3 separate regions of the Homo sapiens genome follow, and all the other regions are linked to region 1. Evidence: chromatin loops called from intact Hi-C (ENCODE). Cell type or tissue: heart right ventricle. All regions are shown on one strand.

The links. Peaks named below come from ENCODE experiments on the same cell type or tissue, not always from the same donor. Only the 100,000 strongest peaks of a DNase experiment are listed, where the experiment ranks them.
Region 2: a loop joins it to region 1, with 2.2 times the contacts of the local background. A loop is called at or near these places in 15 of 110 quality-filtered maps.
Region 3: it touches region 1 in a loop (2.6-fold over the local background); 15 of 110 quality-filtered maps call a loop at or near these places.

What each region holds. Positions count from the first base shown.
Region 1 is chr11:75,721,146-75,725,145 of GRCh38, forward strand. All of the region lies in intron 2 of MOGAT2 (monoacylglycerol O-acyltransferase 2), which reads left to right. Among named protein-coding and RNA genes, the nearest start is that of MOGAT2, 5.3 kb to the left of the region's middle. In heart right ventricle, a CTCF peak has its summit at 2,196 (motif pointing right); a DNase peak (open chromatin) is centred at 2,228; H3K27ac peaks cover 811 bases.
Region 2 is chr11:76,150,105-76,154,104 of GRCh38, forward strand. No RefSeq gene overlaps it. Among named protein-coding and RNA genes, the nearest start is that of WNT11, 54 kb to the right of the region's middle. RefSeq lists enhancers at 1,853-2,733, 2,385-2,474, 3,375-3,434. In heart right ventricle, CTCF peaks have their summits at 2,244 (motif pointing left) and 2,449; a DNase peak (open chromatin) is centred at 2,237; H3K4me3 peaks cover 854 bases.
Region 3 is chr11:76,317,219-76,321,218 of GRCh38, forward strand. LOC105369395 (a long non-coding RNA gene) reads left to right here. Exons shown (of 5, transcript XR_950333.3): 5 at 3,262-3,441. Among named protein-coding and RNA genes, the nearest start is that of THAP12, 62 kb to the right of the region's middle. RefSeq lists an enhancer at 1,851-1,910. In heart right ventricle, CTCF peaks have their summits at 1,744 (motif pointing left) and 1,948; a DNase peak (open chromatin) is centred at 1,743; H3K27me3 peaks cover 1,085 bases.

The sequences.
Region 1 (4,000 bases):
ATACCATATCAGCTGTATGATCGTAGGTAAGTTGGTCTCTCTGAGCCTCAGTTTCCTCATATGTAAAATGGGGATAATGACACATACCTCACTGGGTTGTGTAGATTCAATGAGACAAAGCAAGTAAAGCACTTTGTAGGTTTTCTTTTTTTTTTGAGATGGAGTCTCGCTCTGTCACCCAGGCTGGAGTGCAATGGCACGATCTCAGCTCATTGCAACCTCCACCTCCCAGGTTCAAGCAATTCTCCTACCTCAGCCTCCCGTGTAGCTGGGGCTACAGGTGCCGGCCACCACACCTGGCTAATTTTTGTATTTTTAGTAGAGACGGGGTTTCTCCATGTTGGTCAGGCTGGTCTCGAACTCCCGACCTTAGGTGATCTGCCCACCTTAGCCTCCCAAAGTGCTGGGATTACAGGTGTGAGCCACTGTGCCTGGCTAGCACTTTGTAGGTTTTCAGTAAACAGGTAGCTAGTATTATTTTACCTCGGCAGTGGGACTCTGAGGAAGTGTGGTCGTGACCTCGAGTCTGGGGAGGACTCTGAGAGCCCAAGCCCTGCTGCTCTGACCTCCACACCTACGTAACTTCTCCCACCCCGCCTGGGAACCCTACCTCTTCCTGTCCCATCAGAAACAAGGTCTCCAGCTTGCAAAGGGGGAGGGGTAGAGGAAACAAACCCACCAAAGTTAAGCAACTTGTCTGAATTATGGGAACGCAGGGTGGTTGGGGTTCCTGCCTTGCTCCCTTCTGAGAGTCCAGGGGCCCAAGAAGGACTAGCAAAGGCTGAGCCACAGCTGGAATGCAGGAGCCTCTAGCACTGCAGTGAGCAGGGCCTCCAGGGCAAAGGGCAATGGGGGTGCTGGGCAGACAGCGGGCAGCGGCTGGCAGAGACTGCCGTGCTCACGAAGGGTGGTAGATGTGGTAAGGCGGAACATGGTCTAGCCTGGGGGGCTCAGGATGGGGGCAGTTTCCCCTGCACCTCATATGTGTTTCCTGCAGGGCCCACTCCTGGGTCTTGTCAGCAAAGAAACTTAGGGCTTGCTGAGTTCTGGGAGCAGTCATGGACGTGTCAGAGGCAGAGTCCTCATCCCCACCCCAGGACCTCTGCACTTTGAGATTCACCTCCCTTTCCTGCCTCTCCTCTCTCCAGCCTGGGCTTCCTCTTCTGTGCCAGGAAGGTCAGAGTTTCCCTGGGAAAGTGTGCTGTGGCCAGCCTGGGGACGTGTGTGTGACATCAGGGACCAAGCCAAAGAAAACCTGAAGCAGGCTCTGGCCTCCGGGAGAGCTTCAGAGGTTCTGGCTCTGGTCTCACTTCCCACTCTTGAGCTGAATCCCAAGCTCACCGGGGGGGAAAGGAAAAGCAGCCTGAAAAGGCAAACACACAAGCACAGGCCCAGACACTTGCCGCAGGGTGAGTTCTGAGCCACAGCCTGACATTCAGCGCGGCTAAAGCAGAAGGCAGGCCTGCAGAGGAGGCTGGGGAGGCCCTCAGGTCAGAGGGTGGAGGCCATTGGAGGACATTCCGCAGGACTGGGACTGCTCACCTGAAAGTTCTCCCGGGGTGTCTTCAGCCAGCCCAATGGCCTCAAAGGACAGCATCTGGCCCTCTTTGCACCTGGAGCATTTCCATTTGCAGGTCTGGCAGAAATGCTGAGGCAGCTCTGCGCCTACCCTATCAACGTCCGTCCTTCCTGCTCCTTCCCCAGCCAGGTGGCTTTTGAGGAGGATATCTCAACCTTAGTACTGTTGACACTGGTGGGACACAGGCCTCGATTTGCAGAAATTCTATGTGCATCTTTTTGTTTCTTTGTTTTGGTTTTGTTTTTGTTTTTTTCGAGACGGAGTTTCACTTTTGTTGCCCAGTCTGGAATGCAGTGGCGTGATCTCGGCTCACTGCAACCTCCACCTCCCAGGTTCAAGCGATTCTCCTGCCTCAGCCTCCTGAGTAGCTGGGATTACAGGTGCCCGCCACCACTCCCGGCTGATTTGTATTTTTTTAGTAGAGACGGGATTTCACCATGTTGGCCAGGCTGGTCTCGAACTCCTGACCGCCCACCTTAGCCTCCCAAAGTGCTGGGATTACAGGTGTCAGACACTGCACCTGGCTCTGTGCACTGTTTTGTTTTTTGTTTTTTTTTCCAGGATCCTTCCTCACCGCAGGCCCTTTGCAGCACCATCTGCCGAGGGTGACAATGCCACTGAGTGGCCAGCAGAGGGCGAGATGATGTTCATTTTGACTATGTCCTAAGCTGGGCCTGTGGGGTGGGGCTGTGGCCTGTAGACGCTCTTTCCATAGACCCTCCCACCCTCCCACACGCCTTTACTGCCCAGGCCCCGCAGGGATCATGGGGTGAAGAGACAGTAGGGATCCTCATTCCTGGGCTCAAGCAATCCTCCTGCCTCAGCCTCCCAAGTAGCTTGGACTACAGACACGCACCACCACAACTTTTAAAAAAATGTTTGTAGAGATGGAGTCTCACTGTGTTGCCAGGCTGCTTGGCCTCCCAAAATGCTGAGATTAGAGGTGTGAGCCACCACACCTATCCCACACCTTTTAAATATACTGAAACCCTGAATGTCATACTTTAAACGGATGCATTTTATGGTGCATAAATTATATCAACTAAAAGCAATAGCAGCCCCCAGAGCCTAGTAACCTGGCTGTGCCCTTCTCCAGGCCCCACTGCCTACTGCACACCCAGCCTGCCAGGGCATGCACCCAGGCAGGATTTTCCCCAGACAGCCATCTATCTTCGCTTAGTCACACTCCCCTCGCCTAACAGAACTGAGGGAGGGAGACAGACCACAGCACTTCACAAACCTCCCCTCTTCTTTGTTTACCCCCCTTGAACCCTGTAGCAACCCTGCCAGGGAGGCGTTATCAGTGTCCTGTGGGACAGAAATAATTGAGCCACAGAGGGGACAGGGGCTTGGCAATGGTCATGTGATGAGCCAGCGGCAGAACCGGGGTCTCCTGACTCAAGGTTCTTTTTCCCACTAGTGGAACCCTGGTGACATGCCAGGATAGGATTGGGGTCAGGGAGCCTTCCTTCTGAGGCTGTACCAGCCTCATCCATTGGGCTCATTCCTTCCTTCCTTCATGCTATACCCTTTCCAGAGCATCTCCTCTGTTCCAGGCCTGCACTGGGGACACAGATGCATCAGATACATGGTCTGTAATCTTCACAGGGATGTTGTGATAGATTTGGGTCCAGGGGACAGATGGAAGAGGTTAGCACAGAAAGATACCAATAGAGACCACATCTAGGGAGGTGCAGACCACACCTCAGTATCCAAGTGCCTGCACTGTGGGAGGGCCTGTGTCTAGGTCACTGAGCCAGTATTAGCACATGCATTTATGTGCACGTATCCAAGTTCATGCTCGGTGGGCGCTTGTCATCCCAGCTACTCGGGAGGCTAAGGCAGGAGAATTGCTTGAACCCAGGAGGCAGAGGTTGCAGTGAGCTGAGATCACGCCATTGCACTCCAGCCTGGGTGACAGAGTGAGACTGTCTCAAAAAAAAAAAAATTCAAAAACAGACCAAAGGGTAGGTGTGAAAAGTCCTCATTCCACATCATGTCCCATCTCCCCAGTTCCTGTCCTCAGAGGCAACGATGACTACCAGTGTTTGGTGTATCCATATAAAGCAAATGTGTTTTTCCCTTCTCTGCACAGTTGCAACACTCTCCACACATTGTCCCCCACCTTGCTTTTCCAGTTAACAAGCTGCCATGGCCCTTTTTCCCTATCAGGACAGAAAAAGCTGCTGTACTTCTCTATGGTGACACAACGGTCCATTGTGTGGATGTTTCACAAATTGTCTAAATAGGCCCTGCTGATGGTCATTTAAGTGGATGACAAATTTTTCATATCACCAAAACCTGATGCTTCTGTGAATAACCTTGTTCAGGTGTCATTTTGCACAAGTGTGAGAAATTCTGTAGGCTAAATTCCTCAGCAGTGGAGTTGCTGGGTTAAAAGATCAGTTATATTTTTTGGGT
Region 2 (4,000 bases), 430 kb after region 1:
ACCGAAGGAAGATTTCCTGTAAATGCGAGTGGGATGGAGCCAGTAGCAGGGAGAAGGCAAAGGTTCAGGAAGAAGACGGGACAATGAAAGGAGCAAGGCCCCAGAGAAAATTTGGGGTGACAGGGGAGAAGGGGGAGCCCCAGGGCATGGTGAGGACAGCAAGGAAGGGTGGCCGGGCAGGAGTGGGCTGAGCTGTCCATCTGCATGGGTGGGAGGCTGCAGGCGAATTTCCCGCCTGGCCCCTGAAGAGGGACAGCCTGGGATGGGGGCCTGACTGGAGTGACTATTCCAGGGTACAGGCCAGGGCAGAAGGGGCACCATGAAGGTGGCTTGGAGCTTCTTGGGCCTTTTGAAGGAGATTCCTGAGGTTTATGGGAAGGGGTGGTTTGCTGCCCCTGAGTTCAGCATGCCTGGATTATAATCACCTCCTCCCCAGGCGCTCTTCAGCTACTCTTGTGCCCTCTAGCCCACTCTCCACATGGCAAGCACCTGACCTGTCCTAAACACAGCTCTCACCCTATGAGAACTGTTACATAAAAGAAAGCAACATTTACTTACCTTTGCTATATGCATTGTACACACTAGTTAACTGGATAGTTGGTGAAGGGAAGTTTCTCTTATATAAATATTCCAAGTAAAAAGATTCAGAAGGGATCATAGAATTAGGCTGTCAGCTCTTCGCAACTCCTAAATAATGAGCACGTCTAAGACAATGCTCATCAATGGCACAGAAAGGCAGGCAACCAGACACCTGATGCCTCCTGATGGAAAAGCACACACCTTTGAAATAGCCTTGGCATAAGTTTGACCCTGAATATAATGAAGCATCTATCCGTGCTGTCCAAAGACAGCAGACACCAGCCACATGGAGTTCTGAAGTCATTGAACAGTGGCTAATCCACATTGAGATGTGCTATGAACACAATCCACACTGAACTGCAGAGACTTTGTACAAAAAAGAATGTAAATTCTTTTGTATTAATTTTTATATTGATGACGTTAGAATGATAATATTTTGAATATATTGAGTTAAGTAAGATACAATTAATTTCATCCATTTCTTTTTGCTTTTTAAAATGTTACTACCTGAAAATCTAAAATTACATATGTGACTTGCACTTGTGGCTCACATGATTTACTATTGGGTGGTACTGCTCTGGATCTAACTACCAGTTTATGGGAAATTCAAAGGGCAGATGAGCCTTTAACACCAGGAAAATGCAATCAGAAAAATCCAGACGGTTGGAAACCCCGCAGGACGAGCCACCTGGTTTCTCCAATAAATATATTGAAAGAAAAAATACATAGAAGAAGGGAAAACCTATTAACAAGAGACTCAAGAGACATATAAATCAATCCCATTATGAACCGTGCTTGGTTCCTGTAAACTAAACAAACTGAAAAAAAGAAATTAAGGGACAATCAAAATGGAAGCACTGACTAAATATGATATGAAGGACTTGTTATTTGTTTAGGTGTGATAATAGCATTGTGGTTTTGGTTTTTTAAGTCTTTGTTGCTTAGATGCATAGAGAAATATTTACAGATGAGATGCATCTGTCTGGGATTGGGGATAGGGTGTGAATGGGGTGTGGAGGAAACAAGATTGGCTATGGATGATGGATGACAGGTGACTGGAGTCCGCTGTGCCTTGTGGCACACACCCTGCCCTCCAGCCAGGTGGATGCACTTGCCATTCCCAGAACGCCCTGCTCCTGCAGCCCTGGGGCCTTTGCCGCCATGATGTCTCTGCCTAGAATCTTCCCCCCTAACCCACAGCAAACCTCTGTCCACCTGTATGCCAGAGCTCAGCTACCCTCTTCTCCTCTTTGAAGTCCTCTCTGACGTCTTCCCCACTCTCCACCCACCCACTCTCCCTCCTTTGTGTTCCCCCACTACCTGTGTGTGCTTCCAGCACAGCCCTTCCTACATGTCCCTACGTGTATGTTTCCCTATCTGTCACCTTCAGTAGCCCATGAGCTCCCACGGGGCAGGCGCGGGATTTTAAGGCACAGCTTGTGCTCAGGAAAACTGGATAGATTCGTCTTGGTGTGTTGAGTGTCCATTTTACAGAGGAAGCAGTTGGGACCCGGAGAAGTTAGTCTTGGCTAAGTTCACAGAGCTAAAAAGTGACAGAGCTAGGACTTGAAATCAGGACCTTTGAGTCACGTCTCTGCCTGACCTCAGCCCTGCGGGCCCCGTTCCCGCCATTCCTTCCTGCCTCTCACGTTGACTGGGCTCCCCCTGTCGGTCGGCACTGGCTGAACAGCCATGGAGTGGCGCTTTGGGGAAACCACGGGCGACCAGGAAAGATCTCAGGCAAGCCTCGGGTAAGTGAGCTGTAAACTGAGACCTGAACCCAGACACAGCCCATGCCAGGCCGAGCGAAGAGCCTGTGCAGGGGCTTGGAGTAGAGAAGAGCACGGCTCCTGTGAAGGATTCAGAGGCTGGAGCTGGGCGATGGGCCACCGCGCGGAGGAGGCGCGGGCGGTGGTCCGAGTTCCTCAAGGGATCTACAGACGGCGCCCCTCCTACCCAGGGTGTTTCCTGATGATTGTATTTTGTATTTCAGCGTTGATGATTTTTTTTTTCACTACTTCACCCCCTCCCAAACGCCCAAAACTGCCTGGTGATTTTTTTTTTTTTTTTCAAAGTGCATCCTGACCCCTCTGGCTGCCTCCATAGACTCAGCTTTAGTCCCGGCCCATCCTGCTGGCACAAGGAAGCCACCGCATGTGATGGGGTGTAATTTACAGCCACAACCCTAATGTGCAGAAATATCACTTTATTTCCCCGTAACTGTCCTCACCCGAACCTGTTTTGGCCGCTGGCAGCAAAACGCTTATCTGACCACTTCAAGGCAACTCATTCATCTCTAGTTAAAGATTATCCCCTAGGGGGTAAATGCTCAAATTCCCCAAATTTCCTGACCTCACCCCTTCTGGCCCCAGGGACCAGGCTTCAGGCAAGTGTCTCCTGACCTGCCCGTGGTGTGGCTCATCTGGGTGTCAGGGGCCGGCCCCACTGCAGAGGCCCTTCCTTGGTTCTCACCCTGGGACCCTGTGCCCCAGGGCAAGGCCCACTCGGCTCCCTTGGGGCTCAGCCACCTAGCCCACTTTCCCTCACTGCTGAGATCAGGCCACCTGCATGGACTTCTCTACTCTGCTGGTTGGCTGTCCTGCACCCTGAGGAACACGGAGGACTTCTATGAAGGCTTGCCTGGCTCTTCCTGGCAGGCCTTGGGCAGTCAGGTCCCTGTTTCCCATTTAGAACCCAGAAGGGGACAGGGACCGGAGAGGAAGTGCTTCTCTCCAGCTCCACGAATCTTTTGACTTTGGGCTTCCTGCCTTCCAAATAGCCCCCACTGCAGCTGTTCACACCTTCACTTCCTCTTTCAAAGGTGAGAAGACTCCTACATCATCACCAGCGTGTATTTTTCTCTCCTCTATGGCTTTTGTTTGTTTGCTTGTTTTGATGGTTGTACATTCAAAGTCCTCCAGGCTCTGTCTGGTCAGAAGTCACACATCCTCTCCTTGCTCAACAAAGCCTGGCCTTGTGGGGAAAGCTTGGCTTTCCAGACAGGCAGCATTTCAACTCCCTTTATCGTTCTGGGCTGTATCCACTCTGCCCTGGAGGCAGTAAATGGGGGAATTGGTGAAGGAGTCAAAGGAATGACTAACACCCCAGCCTCGGCTGCTGCTCTCACTGCCACAGAGCAGGGACAGAGCAGGCGACTGGACGCACGAAGCATTCCTGCTGAGTGAAGTCCCAGGGATGTTGGGGCCTGCAGCCCAGACAAAGGAGCCCTAGAGATTCGGAGGGAGAGAAATAAGTTGTCATTGACCTGTAGTGTGGGCATGTTAAAGGCTGAGGAACTGGCAGTGTGGCATGTGGCAGGATTGCCAGGGTCACAGGATAGACAGTGATTTAGTTTCAGCAAAATATCATCCACCACGTTAATATTGCTAATATGAATTTAATTGGCTTAGTAGTTTTGTGT
Region 3 (4,000 bases), 600 kb after region 1:
CCTGGGCTTAAGCGATCCGCCCACCTCAGCCTCCCAAAGTGCTGGGATTACAGGCATGAGCCACTGCACCCAGCTCGTTACCACATTCTGCCCACCTATCTTCATGGGCAGCCCATCACTGCTTACTTCTTGCTTCCAGGCACCCAGCCTACTGACCACAGGGCCCCTTGAAAGGCCTTGGTATTAACATTTTGGCCGGGCCTGATCCCAGACCATGTGCTGCTTGCCCCACTGGGCCTTGCCTCTCCCTGGATCACTGGGTCGGCCTCTTGGCTGGCCTCCAGCTGCTGGTCTCTACCTCACAGCAGCCACAGAAGTGCTTCTGGTACTCAAGTCTGCCCAGGTCCCTGCCTGACTTGGAACAACTGGAGACTTCCCATGCTCTAAAACAGGGAGGGAACCTGACTTCTTGAGGGCGCAGGCACCTGAGTGGCCTCCTGATAGCTCCACATTAGCTTTGCTCAGACCCTGGGAGATTTGGCCGCTGCTGCCCTGTAGCTCCTGGGAGCAGTCTCACCATGCTGAGCCCATCCCTTTAGCTGCCTGTGGCCTTGCTATGCCAGGCAGCCTGATGAGCCTGGTTTCTATCACTCTCTTGCTGTGTGACTTTAGGCAAGTCACCTCTCCTCTCTGTGCTTCACTCTCTTCTGCAAAACAGAGTTAGTAATTCCAGTGTGACCCCACCAAGCTGTTGTTAGGATTTCGAGGCTGTGCATGGAAGTACCAGCACGGTGCCTGGCCCATTGCGGTGTACCGTGATCTGGTAAGGATGCTCTCAGAGTGCACCTGTCATTCAGTCATTCATCCAAAAGGACAGCACAAAGCTCCCATGGGGGCCAAGCCCCGTGCCACGGGGAGCAATGTGAATCAGGTGCCAGAGTCCCCACCCTGAAGGCGCTCTGGGTGATTCAGCAGAGAAGATGGGTGCAGGGACCCTCAGTCACACAGTGTGGTCACAGCTGTGGCAGCCCAGAAGGGGCACCTAAGCCCCCATACCTTGGAGGACCCCACTGAGTCATGGAAGGTGAGAAAGAGTGCGACATTAGGATCGGCATGGATAAGTCATGACGGCCAGGGTGAGCAGGGGCCTGGGAGCCCAGAGCAGATCTGCATCTGCTAAGCAGCATTTAGGGATGATGGGGGGCAGGGAAGGGTTTAACGGAGTGGGGGTGGTGATCGCTGGATCTGTGTGTGAGGGAAAATCCCTGGGCTGGGTGGGGGATGGATGGGGTGGGGAAAGGTATGGGCAGGCATGGAAGAGACAACACAGCCATCTGTGAGGAGGCTGGGACAGTGGTCCAGGCCAGGTAGATGGTGGGAACCGAGAGGAGAGGGGGCAATGGGGAGGGCAAGAGGAGGCAAACGGGAGGGATTTAGGAGAGGGAAGGGATGGGATGAACTCCCACATCAGGCACTGGAACCACCCCTGAGCTACTAACCCATTCAGTGACTCAGGCAAGCCCCTCCCCCTTGGGGGCCTCAGTTTACCTACATGTGAAATAGGACATGGGCCAGAAAATCCCTGGAGGCCCTCTCTACTCACACATCCTGTGGCTCTGTAAAGCAAGTGGCCTTCCCTGCTTCTGGAGGAGGAGGAGCAAAGCCCATCCCCACCCTACCCCTCCAAGCCTCATCCCTGGAGATGGGGCCCAAGCCCCAGGGCCAAGTGGGACAAGGGGTCTGACCCACTTAGGTGAGGGCAGGTAGCAGCGCCCTGGAGGCTGCATACACAGAGCTGCAGCGCCACCTACTGTCCATGTGGGAAGAGGCCACCAGTCCCAGGAGCCCGGCTCTGACCTAAATAAATCCCAGTGGACTGAAGCACAGCTAAGAGTTCCTACCTGGGCCCACTGGCCCAGTTCCCTCCCCGCCACCCCCAGGTCTCTCCAGATGGCTCGATGAATGCAAGATGCTTCCTTCTGTAATGGATTCTGACCACATCATTCTCTTGCTCAGAAACCTTTCATGGTTCCTCACTGCCCTTGGAGTCCATGCTTGCTCCTTAGTTGGCATTCAAGGCTCTTCCCATCCGGGCCTCTGCTGACCTCTGATGCCCCATTTCCTATACAGCAAAATACTCACCAGCTCCTTAAACGTTCCATACTTTCCCCAGTCTTGTGGCTTTGTATTAGGTTGGTGCAAAATTGCAATTTTTGCCTTTAGTCAACAGCAAAAACCACAATTACTTTTGCACCGACCAATATATATTCTTTTTTTTTGTGTTGAAACAGAGTCTTGCTCTGTCGCCCAGGCTGGAGTGCAATGATGTGATCTCAGCTCACTGCAACCTCCACCTCCCAGGTTCAAGCAATTCTCCTGCCTCAGCCTCCCGAGTAGCTGGGATTACGGGCACACCTCACCACGCCCAGCTAATTTTTGTATTTTTAGTAGAGACGAGGTTTCACCATGTTGGTCAGGCTGGTCTCGAACTCCTAACCTCGTGATCCACCCACCTCGGCCTCCCAAAGTGCTGGGGTAACAGGCGTGAGCCACTGCGCCTGGCCCCCGATATATATTCTTGCCTCTGCTTGAAATAACTTTCTCTGCCTTCTTGGCTTAAAAACCAGTGCAGGCCAGGCGTGGTGGCTCACACCTGTAATTCCAGCACTTTGGGAGGCCGAGGAGGGTGGATCACTTGAGGCCAGGAGTTCGAGACCAGCCTGGTCAACATGGTGAAACCCTGTCTCTACTAAAACAACAAAAATTAGCCAGGGGTGGTGGCACATGCCTGTAGTCCCAGCTGCTCTGAGGTTGAGCAAAAGAATTGCGTAAACTGGGAGGTGGAGATTGCAGTGAGCCGATATGGTGCCACTGCACTCCACCCTGGGCAACAGAGCAAGACTCCATCTCAAACAAAACAAAAAGTGCCAGTGCAAAGTCACCTCCTCCATGAGTTGCCTTCCTCAATATACCTTTCTCCCCAAGTTCACTACTGGGCACACAGCCTGCTCTCGATAAAAGTTCAATCCCATCTTCCTCTGGGTCCCCATAGTTCCTGTGCTGTCCTTTATCCCTGCATAGGCCAGGAATGTTTCTGTACCCATCTCTTGCCCTCCCCAGGCTCTGAGCTCAAGGGAAGAGACTGTGTGTGACCCATTGCTTCTCAGCATAAGGTCTGGTGTTCAATACATTTGCATTTATTAAGCATCTACTATGTGCCATTAGACTAGATGTTTTCCCGTGCTTTACCTCATTATAGACTTAAGTCACCTGTGTTGAACATGGGAGTCTTGACCACTTTGTTCCTGCTCTTCCTGTCAGCCAAAATGCCTTCCCATGAGCTTGCCACATAACCATGGGTGGCTCACTGGACTTTCATCTGGGCAAAGAGAAGGGTGTGCTGACACTACTCATGGCTCCTTCATCTGGGACCTACCCAAATCCCGTGGCTTTGCTCACAATCATCTGATCCTGTTGTGCCCAAGATGCCTGCTCCCATGCCTGGATACCTGCTGCAGCTGCTCCAAGCCAGGACCCTGCCAATCTGTCATTTTAGATCTTCAGCTCTGGGTTGGTCTTCCAGGTGCCTCTGCCTCCCAAGGAAACCCAAGGAACTCCGCCAGAAAGGGAATGCCTAAAAGAGCAGCAGTGGGGACTGTAGGGGTCCTCCTGCCTGCCCCTTTGTTATCCAGAGTGGGGCCCTGACTTGCCTGAAGTCACACAGGGACTCCGGTATTCCAATCCTCGGCCTTAAGATCGCTGCTATCCGGTTACTTCTATCTAAAAGCCCTAGAGAAGTTTCGGGAGACACTCAAAGGGCCCTTGTCTGGTTTCCAGGCTGACCAACTCTAATGGAGAAAAAGCTCACTCACTAAGCATACATCAAATGCCAGGCGTATAGAATCCTTCAGTGGAGGGATCATTCTCCCCATTTTACAGAGGAATAAAGTGAGGCTCAGAGTGAATGAAAGACTTTCCCAGGTCACATGTCTGCAGTAGAACTGGGGTTCTCGGGTGGCCTTGATCACCATGCTCGGCTCCCTTGAAGGCTGACGCACAC